Regions from separate parts of the Homo sapiens genome. Here region 2 is linked to region 1. A link is a loop called in an ENCODE intact Hi-C map of the cell type or tissue named here. Cell type or tissue: transverse colon. All regions are shown on one strand. Each heading gives the region's core, and the rest is flanking DNA. Links, peaks and the distances in the headings are about the cores only.

Evidence for each region. Peaks named below come from ENCODE experiments on the same cell type or tissue, not always from the same donor. Only the 100,000 strongest peaks of a DNase experiment are listed, where the experiment ranks them.
Region 2: a loop joins it to region 1, with 14 times the contacts of the local background. A loop is called at or near these places in 1 of 110 quality-filtered maps.

The regions. Positions count from the first base shown.
Region 1 is chr18:44,270,911-44,273,712 of GRCh38, reverse strand. No RefSeq gene overlaps it. Among named protein-coding and RNA genes, the nearest start is that of LINC01478, 260 kb to the left of the region's middle. In transverse colon, for the core only: no CTCF peak of the experiment used is centred there; no DNase peak of the experiment used is centred there.
Region 2 is chr18:44,821,293-44,824,094 of GRCh38, reverse strand. The region is part of intron 2 of SETBP1 (SET binding protein 1); the gene reads right to left. Among named protein-coding and RNA genes, the nearest start is that of SETBP1, 140 kb to the right of the region's middle. In transverse colon, for the core only: no CTCF peak of the experiment used is centred there; no DNase peak of the experiment used is centred there; H3K27ac peaks cover 1,033 bases.

The DNA of each region.
Region 1 (2,802 bases), core at 93-2,592:
GTCTGGCAAGATTACATTACAAAAAGCAAACTATTAATACTTTTATCAATGTATTAGAACGTGGCAGACAACTCTTGTTCCATCTCAAAACCAACAAATATACATAAAATGAAAATAAAACAAACAAAAATATTGGTTCTTAGAGAAATCTTTGAAAATATGGACATATCCCTAAGCCACTAGGTTATACTATGGAACAGGAAACAAACAAAATAACTGCTGATGTAAGCATCACTTCCTTCTACCTTCATTATTACTTCCTCCTCCTCTCTTCTCTCCATGCCTCTAGGCTGGGACTTTTATTTCTGTGGTCTTATGCTTTATCCTCAGACAAAATTCTTTCAACAATGTGTATGCTCCTCAGATAGATGATGCTCTTGTTACCAGGGTAGAGCTCCCAAGCCTGGATGCCTAGTCTGGATTTTATTATTATTTTTTAATTTTGTGGGTAGAAAGGATGTATTTTGTTGGGGTATGTGAGATGTTTTGATACAGCCATGCAAAATATACATGAAATAAGCACATCATGGAGAATAGGTTATCCATCCCCTCAAACATTTATCCTGTAAGAGACAAATAATCCAATTACACTCTTCAAGCTATTTTAAAATGTATGACTATTATTAACTATAGTCACCATATAGTGCTATAATATATAGAGTAGGTCTTATTCATTCTGTTTATTTTGTACAGTAGAAGGATGTTTATGAGCCTGGATTGTGAATATCCAGCCTGGTGTCACTCACGTCACCTTCCTTGTACTAGTTGGTTTTTCCTTGCATGAAACTGGATGCCTGGCCTCAAGATACCTCCCAGGATGGCTCTTCTCTAGCTTTACTCTCAACATTTGCCAGCCCAAATTCTAAAAGTCCAATAACTTCCCATATTTCACAGGATTTTTTTTTTCAATGAGACTAATATTTTCACCTGGAGCTAGATGAAGTCAAGTCATATATACAACAAAGAGGTCACAGTGATTACAGAGTCTTTACTTATTGAGACTAGCAAACACAGTTTCGACTTGAGTCCCTAAAATATGGCTGTCCTACTTTCTCTCACCCACATTCCTAGTCTAGGCATCAAGAATCACAGGAGGAAGAGCTGACTTTGAAGGGTAACGCAGCTTCATATTTCACTCCCCCATCCCCACACCAAATACAAACAAACCAGCAGAAGACATGTGTTAGGAAAGTAGACAATACATGATCCACAACCTTTGACAACTGATGTAAGCCAATAGAGAAATGTAGAAGATTGAGTACCAGTGTCAGGATCTCAATATCTCACCAGTGTAAAATTTGATTCTTCTCATGTAAAGTAATGCATAGTGGCATCAGCCTCTTCCCTAGTACTTACCCTGGAGAGTAGAAAGGGCTGGGGAAAATTACTATTGTATAGGTTTGAGCTGAATGAAGGGAAAGGTTAAGAATGATTTTCTCAAATTTACTTGGCTCTTCCACCTTTTTACTACCTTGACATAAATGTGGTTGTTACTATTTAGTTACTTCCAACTTGAATTTGACCACAAAGAAATTGAAGAAAAGACACATTCAAAGATCCCTGCTGCCCTACATTAAAACTATAAACCTAAACAGGACTGAGACCAGACTTCTGACTATTTTGTAACTTCTATAACACACACACATGAAAATGTATATACACAGAGTAGTTACTCTGTAAGCGATTTTTTTTTTTTTTTTTTTAAGGAGACGGTGTCTTTTTACTTTCATTCAGTTTGGGTTGCAAGCAACAAAGACTCACTGAACTTTATTCCAATGAGAATCCATGTAAAATAATTCCAGTAAAAGATGAATACTCTGAACTAATGCACAGCAGACACCACAGTGAAGTGGAACTACAAGAAGGAATTGCAGCAGAGACAGACTGTAGATTTTCACTCCCAACCAATGCCTTTAAAAGTGTGGTCCCTGGGTCAGCAGCATCAGCCTCACCTGGGAACTTACCTTCCAGTGGATATTGATCCACTGCCCTGTAAGGTATGAAAATTACTGCTCTAGTTCATTGCCATTATTCATATGGCTCAGCTATTTTCTATAGATTTGCTTTGCAGCATCTTGAGAGAAGTTGCATTCTTATAATGATTGGGGCTATATAAGGTCAGGAAGAAAATGAATGTATTTTGGTCTGTCTAAACCAGAGAGATGGACATTTCCAAGATCACAATGGTATAATACAAATATTCTAAGGAAATGCTTCATAAGAAGAATTGGTTTTTGGATTATTCTCTCTCTAAACACTGGATAATGGAGAGTTTACGATAATCGAACAGTGTGAGCCATGTATCCTTGTAACAGAAAGTCTCACTTCCTTCATTGCAGAGGGCTGTCTCCAAGAGAGGAGCTGCCTTTGATGTGTGGGGAGGACTGCCTCTAGGGGAAAAATAAATTTGACAGGCACATATTTTAGAAATGTTTTGCAGGTAAAGTTTTCATCCGTAAAATCATATTAACATTTCAAACATGCGACCCTCCAGAATTGAAAAATGTAGTCTCCAGAGAGATTTTTCCTCCTTGTAGAGGGAATATTTTTCTAGGACAGAGACAACATGATTTTCTCCAAATGCTTTAAGTGCACCCCTATTTCCATTTTAAAAGCAAACCTTTAACAAGTTGAGGGGTTCTGATATAGGGTGGTAACAGGAGGCCAAAGACAGGGGGAAAAAGATGCTTTCAGTATTACAACTTCTATCTTAATGACAAAAAATAAAGTGCCCACCCCAAGATCGCCATGGGATCATTCAGAAAGCTTGTAAATAATCATAATTATGATGACGCACAAGAC
Region 2 (2,802 bases), core at 292-2,791, 550 kb before region 1:
AAGGTAACTGGTCTTAAGATTTGGGCAGGAGTGAAAAGAAGTTTGAATGGAGGTTAGGGTGAGAATGAGTAATGTCTCCTGTCAAGACACTGAACAGTCATCCTCACAGCCACCTGGGATTACTGCCATGGTTGGTATGAAGCCAAAGTGCTCATACATGAAGGATTCACCAACTATTGTTTTCTCTTAAATTCAACTAATCCCATAACCAAATGGTTTTAACCTCACTGCTCACCTCAAGAACTTACCACAACTAAGCAGAACAATGAGGGTGGGAATGAAAGGAGTAAAATCATTTCTTATTTGTGAATCAAGGGGACTGATCTCACAGATCTTTGGCTCTCCTATATATATCATCCCCCTTTCTACTGCTTTGCCACTTTAGCTAATAAAGATTATTTCTATTTCTTTATTGCACAAAAGCCCCAGGTCTCATAAACAAGGGGTCTGCTCTGCATCGAGGTTTGAACTTCCTTGACCTGAGCATAAGTCCTGTTCTAGAATATTTTTCTCCCGGTATGTGGGAGTCCCTAAGTCAGCAGCTCGTAAGCCTGAATAGAAGTGAGTCCTCATCACAGAGCAAGTGTTTTCAGCACCAAATGATAGAGCTAGGCATAAGAAATAAATGCCACCTATTTCCTGCTGAATCATTTATTTGCTTTCTGAAAATATAACTGCTTATTGTTAGAGCAGAGAGGGAGAAGCTATCATTGGTTTTTGTTTCATTTGGTATTTTCCTTCAGATGGATGAAAGCATGGATCTTTTTCACTAGTATCACCTGTAAGAAAACAAATCCAGGGATATCTATTTCTTTTTATTCTGTTAAATGCTAAAAGCTTGCAAGTAACCAGTATCCACTCTAAGATTTTGACTCTGCTGGATATTTTGTGTAAGCAGTAGTCTATTTTAATTAATAAGACATGAAGAGCTAGGCAAAGATAAATTCTCTCTTATTCCTTTTTTTTGGAGAAGTCTCACTCTATCGCCTAGCCTGGAGTGCAGCAGCATGATCTAGGTTCACTGCAACCTCCACCACCTGAGTTCAAGTGATTCTCCTGCCTCAGCCTCCTGAGTAGCTGGGATTACAGGCTAACACCACCACATGTATTTTTTGTAGAGATGGGGTTTCCCCATGTTGGCCAGGCTGGTCTCAAACTCCTGACCCTCTGGTGATCCGCCCACCTCGGCCTCCCAAAGTACAGGTGTGAGCCACCGTGCCCAGCCAATTCTCTCTTATTTCTATACTCCATTGAAAACAACTGTAATTGTTGACTTTCAACTACATGTATATGTGTACTAGTGGGGAGGTGAGATTGGGGGCACCTAAGTCAGAGGCCCAGGTTTTCAATAGTGGAATAGCCATTGTCATATGCTACCTGTCAAAACCATAGCTTCTCCATGTAGCTGCCATAGGGAGCAAGTTTCAGTTCAGTATCTTTAGCGGAGGCAGTTGAAGAGTGAGGCTAATTGGTGAATAGGGTTAGCAGAACGAGCTGCAAAGAGTTGCAATCTAACTTCTAACCTAATCATCTACGCATCTTCCCTATGGCAGGTGGTTAATTTCTAAAGGAAATTTTGGGATGAACAGCTAAAGAATTTAAACACCCTTTACTCCATGACATTTTGATTGGATCTTATTTGCCAGTCAGTGGTTAAATGTCAACTATCAATAATTTTAGAAGGCAAATTTAAACTGATGAATATTTATGTGCAAGACACCACTAGATGGTATGAAAAATAAAGAAGGGGATAAGACATGGTCACTCTCAGAAACTTCTAACTTCCCAAATACTGCCTGGACTGCTGATGATGAAGGACTTAGGGATAGACCACACTGACCTTCAATAACTTTCTTCTCAAAATGGGAGTGCTTGGTCAAACTAAAGAGCTACAAATGAAGACAGCAAACATTCTCCCTAAATCAGACATGGAATTCGTGTTCCAGACTGGATTATTCCATTCTGCAGAACAAAAGTCACTGTTGTACAAATAAACAGAGTCACTCAGTCAACAAATGCTGATTGAACACTAGCAGGAAATCAAAGAAATAAAGGGAGAGACAAGTGAGAATTTAATCAGTAGAGAGGAATATCCTTTAAATAATGGCTTCAGAGAACCCCAGCCCCTTCTGCCTTCCTGCTCCAGCAGCACCACACAAGAGGGGCTGTGCTGTCACAGATGTGGGGTACAGCTCTTGACAGCAGGCGTTCCTAGCTACGGACAGCACACAAGTCCCCAGGTACACCAAGGAGACCCAGGTCCTTGCTAAACAGCTCTGATTCTGAGGAAATTCTTTTGAATACTCAACTGAAACCTGCTTCTTTGTAGCTTCCACCCATGAGTCTTTCTTTCCCGCTGCAATAACAGATATTAAGGAATCAGTCTATGTTGATACATTCAACTACAATACAAGCACTTATTTAACACTCAGCTGTGTGTCAGGAACAGGGGATAGGCAGGGGTATATAAAGTCTTTGAGAAACCAGGGGGAGAAGAAAGGTACATAAACAAGACAATAAAATGGAATTAATACTCTGTTAGAAGGATGCCTAAAGAGGCATGGGTCCAGCCATGGGTGAGGTAGTGACCATTCTGCACAGGGGAGAAAGTGCCATTTAAGTTTAGAAAGTCTCTGGACAAGCCAATTCTGAAAGAGCATTTGAGGCAGAGGTAGGGCCCCGCAAGGATGTATAGGGACACAGAAAGACAAAGAATGTCTGAGGAAATCCAGGAGACTGATGTGACCATAATGACAGATGCAAAAGGAAAGAGACGCACCAGCAAGAGCCTCAATTCCACCT